2 separate regions of the Homo sapiens genome follow, and region 1 is linked to region 2. A link is a loop called in an ENCODE intact Hi-C map of the cell type or tissue named here. Cell type or tissue: sigmoid colon. All regions are shown on one strand. Links, peaks and the distances in the headings refer to the core of each region. The heading gives the core; the rest is flanking DNA.

Region 1 (4,386 bases), core at 180-4,179, 250 kb before region 2:
TTAAGAGCACTTACCTAGAGTCCCACTGTGACCACATTGACTCCTGGCTCCACCACTTAGCTGCTATGTGACTCTGAACCAGCCACTTAACTTCTCTGGGCCTCAGTTTCTTAATGTAAAATATGGGAGTCGTGATAATCGCACCTACCTCACAGGGTTGTTGAAACGTTACATGATTTAAGAATTGTATAGGCTGGGCATGGTGGCTCATGTCTGTAATCCCAATACTTTGGAAGGCTGAGGCAGGTGAATCGCTTGAGCTCAGGAGTTCAAAATGATGAAACTCCATCTCTACAGAAAATACAAAACCAGCTAAGCATGGTGGTGCACGTCTGTGGTCTCAGCTATTCAGGAGGCTGAGGTGGGAGGATCACTTGAGCCCAGCAGCAGGTCAAGGTTGCAGTGAGCTGAGATCATGCCACTGCAGTCCAGCCTGGGTGACAGAATGAGACCCTGTCTTAAAAAAAGAAAATTTTTTTTTACAGTTCTTGGGTCAATATCTTGCACGGAGTAAACACTATATACCACTTGTCATTTTTATTATTAGAATCTACTATTTGCCAGGTACTCTGAGGCACCAGGAATATACAAATAACAAGTGCAGAAACTGACCAGTCTAGTTGGACAGGCAGACGCATAAATCAGCAATCACAAGGCAGTGTGACTAATAGAGGAGGTATGGCAGCACAGAGAGAAGTGAGCAGTTACTCAGCCTGCCTTGTAGGCAGGGCACTCAGAGAAGCTTCTCAGAGGTGGTGACATGAGAGAGAGCTGAGCCAGTGATACAGAAGCATGTAGCAAGAGTGGGGGTACACTGGCCTGGCAGTGTGAGGCAGCTTTCCCAGGTCCTGGAATGGGGGTGGATTGCATGCTGGGGCCGGGCGTGGAGCACGTAGAGACAAACACTGGAGAGATAGCCCTGATAGTGGAGAGAAGACCCTTTTGACAAGTGGGCATCCTCCCAATGCAGTGGGGAAAGCGCTGGCAGTTTTAGCAGAAGAATGAATTGAATTCTGGACAGATCACTTCGGTGAACCATGGTGGACCCACTGAGGCAGGAGACTGAGGGAGGTGAAACCAGGGCTCTCTGTGCAGCCTTACAGTATGTTCCTGTATAGCCAGTCTTGCCAGGGTCCTTGGGTCCTGGCCCTGGTGTGACAGCTGCCCACAGTACCTATACATCCCCAACAGACTTCAGGATTGCACACGGTAACGCCCTGTCTATCTGCCCCTACTCCTTCCTGCTGCGATTCCAGCTCATGGACTCTCACTCTGGCTCTCCTCACTGGTCTCCATTCTCACCCTTGCAACAGGCTCACTCTTGCTAAAGCCTTAGCTCCCAACCCCAGCTCACCCTGACCACAGCAAGCCCATCCCTTCTCCCTCGGTCTCCCCACCCCACCTCATCGGACTCCCAGCTGCCTGGCTGAGACTTGCCCTGTCTCATGTTCCCATGGATGACTCACGTATCGGGTGGGGGTGAGGCCACGCTGGGGCTGCCGAAGCATGGGGAGAGTTGGTGGCAACAGCCCTTCCCTGGCCTCACAGGCCCAACTGAGCAAAGGTTTTCCATCTCATGCATGTCTGCTGGCACTATCAGAGCCTGTTTGTGCCCCCAAAGAGGTCTTGACCCTACTCTGAGGTCTAGCCAAGCCTTCCCGGGGTAAGGGCCTTTGCTCCTTCTTGGAAATTCAAAGTCATGAAAACCAGAGCAGTGAGAACACCCGTGAACCCAGGAAGCAGGATGGCCCCTCCTCCATCAGAGAGGCAAAGACTCCCCAAAGAGGTCACGGATCTTTTTTAAAACCTGGTCTTAGCCGGGCACGGTGGCTCACGCCTGTAATCCCAGCACTTTCGGGGGCCAAGGCGGGTGGATCACAAGGTCAGGAGTTCGAGACCAGCCTGGCCAACACACTGAAACCCCATCTCTACTAAAAATACAAAAAATTAGCCAGGCCTGGTGGCGGGCGCCTGAATCCCAGCTACTTGGGAGGCTGAGGCAGGAGAATTGCTTGAACCTGGGAGGCGGAGGTTGCAGTGAGCCGAGATCGTGCCATTGCACTCCAGCCTGGGCAACAGGGCAAGACTCTGTCTCAAAAAGCAAAACAAAACAAACAAAAAAGAAAAAACCAACAACAACAACAAAAAACCTGGTCTTGAACCCCAGACCTCTGTGCTGTGAGGGCTCTTAGGATACTCAGACAGCTCCCAGGCTCTTACAAATGATAGTAAATGATCACCCCATTGCAACCACCAGCCCCTACACTGCTGCATACCTAGAACTGCGTTCTAGGGTCTGTGTCAAGGGCTCTAACAGCAGCAGACTCTTCAAGGGGCTGGGACTCTCCTAGCAAGAGAAACGGAAGCTGGGTTTGGTCAAGAACCAACATACTTTAAACCAACAGGGCTGGTGTTCCAAAAAAGCAGAGTGCCAGAAACTAGAGCCTGCTTCCCCCTCCACCCTCCACCTGCCCTCTGCCCTTGATGTCTCTCATACTATACCCTACACTGCCCTTTGCAGCCAAGCTCTGAGAATGACCCCTAGTGCTGGACAGAGAAAGTATTGCCCAGTGCTCCCCTGGCGCCTGGTGGCCAGTTCTATGGGCACCAGTTAGCACTGACTGATGTCACCAGAACCTGGCTCCTTGAGGCAAGGACTGGATCTTGTCTTTCTCTTCTGCATCCCCAGAGTCGAGCACAGTGCCTAGCCTGTAAAGGCATTTAGTTTGCTGGATGTCTTGCCTCTCAACCCCATCTGTTCACTAACACTCCCCTATTTCGTTTTTGTTGTTGTTGTTGTTGTTGTTTTGAGATGGAGTCTCACTGCCGTCACACAGGCTGGAGTGCAGTGGTGCTATCTCCGCTCGCTGCAACCTCCACCTCCAGAGTTCAATCGATTCTCCTTCCTCAGCCTTCCGAGTAGCTGGGATTACAGTCGTGCACAACCACACCCAGTTAATTTTTGTAGTTTTAGTAGAGACGGGGTTTCGCCTTGTTGGCCAGGCTGGTCTCAAACTCCTGACCTCAGGTGATCCACCCGCCTTGCCCTCCCAAAGTGCTAGGATTACATGTGTGAGCCACCGCGCCCGGCCCACTCCCCTATTTCTGAGTGCCTGGATACGTCTTTTCCTTATGCCTGAACCCCCACCATCAGTTACCCTCCGGTTTGATTGAAGAGCAAAGATTCTATTTTTTTTTCTTTTTTTTCTGAGATGGAGTCTTGCTTTATTGCCCAGGCTGGAGTGCAGTGGCGTGATCTCGGCTCACTGCAAGCTCCGCCTCCCGGGTTCACGCCATTCTCCTGTCTCAGCCTCCCGAGTAGCTAGGACTATAGGTGCCTGCCACTACGCCCGGCTAACTTTTTTTGTATTTTTAGTAGAGATGGGGTTTCACCGTGTTAGCCAGGTTGGTCTCCTGACCTCGTGATCCGCCTGCCTCGGCCTCCCACAGTGCTGGGGTTACAGGCGTGAGCCACCGCGCCCCGCCCAAAGATTCTATTTTAGAGGCTATTTAGAAGCTGCTGTTATATAGGATGGCAACCCTCTTCTCTCCAGCCACGCCCACCCCCCCAGATAATGCCGCCATTCTCCCCACCTTTCTTCCAAAGCCCATGGCAGGCATCACCAATTGATCACAGCATTCTAGTTGAGCTCTGATCTTTCTCAGCACTGATTAGGGTTGCATAAACAGACGCTTATTTGCCATGGTGGGATTAAGCCACCCATGGACAATTGTACAATTGGATACAGTAAGTGACATATTTATAAAAGTTCTGTTGTAATTAACAAATTCTCATTCAACTGTGTGATGTAATTCACACATCAGATGAGCAAGTTGAACCTCTTGTGGACTCTGAGGGACTGGGGCACAGGACAGGGAAGTTTTTATTGGAAGGCGAGAGAAATCTGAACGGGAACAAAACAGGTTGGAAGCACAAAACAATTAAAGGGACTTCGAATTGCTGAATGGGGCCACTGAGCCTCCTTGCTCCCTCCAGAGAGACCCTGTAGTAGGCCACTGCTTTGCAACAGGGAAGGTCAGACATGGGAAAACAATGGAGGAAAGGCAGGCAGGGTCAACTGCTGGCCACAGCCTGGAAAGGTCCAGGGTTACCCAATCAAGTTTCTGTACAACTCCAGGCAGCTATTGTCTGTACCTGTTTTCCCGTTTTTTTTGTTGTTGTTGTTTTGAGACTGCGTCTTGCTGCTTTGTCACCTAGGCTGGAGTGCAGTGGTGCCATCTCAGCTCACTGTAACCTCTGCCTCCCAGGTTCAAGCAATTCTCCTGCCTCAGCCTCCCCCAGTAGCTGGGGCTATAGGTGTGTGCCACCTCACCTGGCTAATTTTTGTTTTTAGTAGAGACAGGGTTTCACCAAGTTGGCCAGGC
Region 2 (4,386 bases), core at 146-4,145:
AGCCAAAGCAAGGTTCCGGAAGAGAATGTCAGGTCCGTTGAGCTGCACCCTCCAGGGGTGTGCACCACGCCCATCAGCAAATGAGAGACAAGGGGCCAGCCTCAGTGCCAGCCCGAGGGTGCACCCGTTGTTCACCCACCTCTTTGTGCCTTCTGACAGATAAGAGCCACCATTTATAGAGCACCTACTCTGTTCCAGGCACCGTACTATAAGCATGTTTGTGAATTAGCTCTTTAAGCCTCACAGCAACCCCACCAAGTGGGTATCATGCCCATTTCCCAGAGCGGGAAACTGCAGTGAGGTGAGATGACTTGTTCAAACAAGCTGGGAAGGGGGCAGTACCAGGACCTGAAGCACAGGTCTTTCTGAATCTAAGGACTATGTTCTTGCCACTACATCACTGTCAGTTTTGCCCTAGGGTCCCAATCTCTTGATGAGCAATTTCGTAGTCCTGCCCTCCTGGGGAAGCCTGTTTCCCCTGTTCTGACACTGGAACAGAGAGAAAGACCCTTTTTACATCATCCTCACAGTGCACCCTGGGCTGTCCCTTAAATTACTTCTCTTCCTCTAGCAACGTTTTAGTCTTCTTGCTTCCTCCCCATACAATGGGAGATGTGTCCACAGAAATCTCTCTATGCATATGTCTGCAGAATTGCAGAGTTTTATGAGGGTTTCCACAAACTACAGGCTAGACCACAAGTAGGTGTGTATATCTGGAGGCATGTGCATGTATTTTGAAACACCATATTGTAGTGGAAAGAACAAGGGCTTTGGAGTCAAAAAGACTTGTGATCAGTCCCCTGGCTCAAATTAAATAACATGGAAAATGCCTCGTGGTGAACATTGAGTAGCTGGGCATTATTTGATTTGTGTGTGCATGCACCTGTCTGTCAAGTGTATTTGATTGCTAGTCCTTTCCCAAAGACCCTTGACATGGACAGTATGCTCTCTCTGTGGTCTTGCATAAGAGCCAACAGTGTGTAGAAAGAAACACCATCCTACTCTGCAGATGCCCCAGTGCATGCTGGGACTATGCTGCTGTTTGTGGTAACTGTGAATTGCCGTGGTGATGGCTGGGTTGGGAGAGACTTGCATCTGTTCTGAGCCTGAGTAGCACACACATTCTCTCCCCAGTTGCTCCATTTTCAGGGAAAGGCTTGGAGGGCAGCCCAGGATAACATCATGAGCTCCTCCCCATAGACCTTGGTGTCGCCCTGGGGCCTGCTAGGAGCCCTACCTGCCCCCTTCCCCCCTCAAACCCTACTTGCGCGCACACACACACACACACACACACATACACACACTTCACTCTTGCAGCTGGACCCTGTTCTGTAGGAGCTAAGACAGCACGCACTCCCAGGCCCCCAGAGTAAGTTTTGGAGGGTGGCATCCTGGCTGGTATCATGTGAAGGAGAACGCTGTACTCTACTAGGACCTGGCTAGAGGTGGGTTGGACTGGAGAGTACCTTGTTCTAATTTGCACAAAGGTGCCACGTAAGATGGGAGTATTCTGAGCACGTCCTCCACTTAGGGGTATTGAGGAAGGGGATGGGCTACCAAGACTCCCTCTGCATCTTTGCCATGTCTGGGCTCTGTTTTGTCCCCAGGCCTGTCCCACACCCAGAGCAAAACATTTGACAGAGACACATGGAGGCAGCCTCCAGGGCATCTCAACTTAGCCAATAAAACAAGCCATTAGCCAGGCACGATGGCACACACCTGTAATCCCAGCACTTTGGGGGGCTGAGTCAGAAGGATAGCTTGAGCTCAGAAGTTCGAGACCAGCTTGGGCAACATGGCAAAACCCCGTCTCTACTAAAAATGCAAAAATTAGCCAGGCGTGATGGGGCATGCCTGTAGTCCCAGCTACTCAGGAGGCTAAGGTGGGAGAATCGCTCAAAACCAGGGAAGTTGAGCCTGCAGTGAGGCGTGATCATGCCACTCCATCCCAGGAGACAGAGTAAGACCCTGTCTCCAAAAAAAAAAAAAAAACCATTGAACTTTTAGGTTACTTTTCTCATTATCACAGAGTAGCGGAAGCCCTAGATACCTTCACCCCATCCGGGATGCTCACCCTCACAGGAGATGGTGAGAAAGGGGTGAAGCTTAGTTATGGGTTGGTGGTCAGAGGTGGGGTAAGGTGAAGATCAGGAATGGATGAGGGTTGAGAGGTGAAGTAAATTCCCTTGGAAATGTAACTTACTCATATTTTTAAGCTAAAATATAAAAATTCACCTTCAGGGTCATGGGTGTGAATGTCAGATTGGCTCCTCAACCTAGGCCCCCTCTGCAGCCTCTGGAGCTCTGGAGGCCTTTCTTTTGTACACAGGTAAGTCCTCTTGGCCTGAAGCTGTGGCTGTACCACCCCGGGAATGTGTCTGTCACCTAGCAATGTGGAGGAAGCCAGACTTACCAGGGGCCCCAACCCTCCAGACCCACCCTGGGCTGAGCCTTGGAGAAGCAGAGCGGCATACCCATGATGGCCACCAGGGGCCACTGCTGGGGCACAGAGGGAGCTGCAGGGTGTAGCCTCTGCAGGGCCCCTCCAGCCTGGTAGCAGAGACCAGATCCTGGTCACCCCCAAGGAAACCAAACCCTGCCCTAACCTCCTCCCCTGTATGCCCCAAATCTATACCTGTGGGGAAGCTGCCTGGAGTCAAGTGTTCTTCCATTCGCATCTCTGTGATCTCCAGCTAGTCCCTACTTCCTGGACCTCAGCCTCCCAGCTCTCCAGAGACACAGCAGGATTAAGTGACTTTCAAGGACTCTTGTGGTTTGGCGACTCTGGGAGACTCTGAAATAGTCCCACCACACTCTGCTGATGTGGAATTGAGGAAGGGGCTAGGATAGAGGTCTTTGAGGGAAGAGATATGGAGAAAGAGGGTCAAACCTGTGACCTAGATGTCTATGACTCCCATCTGGAGCATCTGGGGCATTAGGGAATGCAGCATGACTCTCCTGAGGCTACTGTGTGGTTTAAACATTTTTCCTTAAAAAAAAAAAAAAAAGACATTTTCCTAACGTGACATGTATGTATCCCTTTACTTTTTTTCATGGGTTTTTGGAAATTTTAAAAAATTGTGGTAGCATCCATTCTTGAAATGTTCACTAAGCATCTTCTTTGTTTTTTTTTTTGAAACAGGGTCTCACTCTGTTGCCCAGGCTAGAGTATAGTGGTGTGATCATAGTTCATTACAGCATTGAACTCTTGGGCTCAAGTGATCTTCCTGCCTCAGCCTCCCAAGTAGCTAGTATTACAGGCTTGAGCCACCTGGCCAATTTTTTTATTTTTATTTTTTATATAGACAGGATCTCCCTGTGTTGCCCAGGCTGGTCTCAAACTCCTGGCCTGAAGCGATCCTCTGGCCTCGGTCTCCCACAGTGCTGGGATTATAGGCATGAGCCACTGCTTGCAGCCTAAGCGCCTCCTATACAACAGTCACCATGCTTGATGCTAGTGGTGCAGAGATGCCCTGTGATATATCAAGACAAGTATGAGTTTCTTCCTGGGCTCAACTCTGCCTTGTGCTACATGCTAGGTGTGTGACCTTGGGCAGTTTACTTGTTCTCTCTGAGTGTCAGTTTTCTCATCTGTTAAATGGGGCAGTAGCACAAATCTCCCAGAAATGTTGCAAGGATTCAAGTAGATAATGCATGCAAAGGGTCTGGCACACACAGAAGTCTCTGAGTAACTCTTGATCACCTTCCTCTTTGGGAATACACACCCCTTGGAGATGTGTGTGCCTGTCCCTCATGTCTGCCAAGCCCATAAAAAGCATCACCCTGGGCCAGAAACCCACACCTTGGCACCATGTTCTTAGTCCCCACATAGGCATTTTAGAATTCAACTTTATTTCTTGGCGAGTCTAAAAAATTGACCCTGTCTGTGTTTCATGCCAAGCCATCAATTAAAGCCATGGAGCAGCTTACAAGGTGACACTTGCCAGGATAAATAGGCATTGGCGGCCACGGAAGTGATGCCAGGACTGGGGATAGAGCTTAGGCCACTGGCATGGTGGCCTGCCATTTGTCCCTGATCCTTGCCACCAGCATGGAGGCCTGGATTCATGGTGCTGACCATGAGAGGATGTGGGGGTGGAGAAGCTCCCCCTGGGAGGGGAAAGGAGGGATGGCTGGGCTTGGGTGTGGAGCTGGTTCTCAGAAAAGGTGCCCAAAAGGCTCTGGAGAGGGCATTGCAGGCTCCCTGCCCGCCCCACCCAGCCTCCCCTCCCTGACAAGACAGTCAAGCAGCTGCCTGCCAGCCGGCCTGAGCTTAGTCTTGGGGGAATAAAAACCTCTTGAAGAGATTCAGAAATGTTCCCTTTGGCAGCTAAAAAAAACCTTACACTCCTGCTGAGTCTGTGGGCTGAGGAGGGACTGAGGGGG

What was found. Peaks named below come from ENCODE experiments on the same cell type or tissue, not always from the same donor. Only the 100,000 strongest peaks of a DNase experiment are listed, where the experiment ranks them.
Region 1: it touches region 2 in a loop (2.5-fold over the local background); 3 of 110 quality-filtered maps call a loop at or near these places.

Annotation. Positions count from the first base shown.
Region 1 is chr1:201,460,639-201,465,024 of GRCh38, forward strand. PHLDA3 (pleckstrin homology like domain family A member 3) reads right to left here. Exons shown (of 2, transcript NM_012396.5): 2 at 3,640-4,386. Among named protein-coding and RNA genes, the nearest start is that of PHLDA3, 6.4 kb to the right of the region's middle. RefSeq lists an enhancer at 941-1,523. In sigmoid colon, for the core only: a CTCF peak has its summit at 2,606; DNase peaks (open chromatin) are centred at 733 and 1,443; H3K27ac peaks cover 1,766 bases.
Region 2 is chr1:201,707,170-201,711,555 of GRCh38, forward strand. All of the region lies in intron 5 of NAV1 (neuron navigator 1), which reads left to right. All of the region lies in intron 2 of IPO9-AS1 (IPO9 antisense RNA 1), which reads right to left. Among named protein-coding and RNA genes, the nearest start is that of MIR5191, 10 kb to the right of the region's middle. In sigmoid colon, for the core only: a CTCF peak has its summit at 2,467 (motif pointing right); DNase peaks (open chromatin) are centred at 1,132 and 2,502; H3K27ac peaks cover 1,147 bases.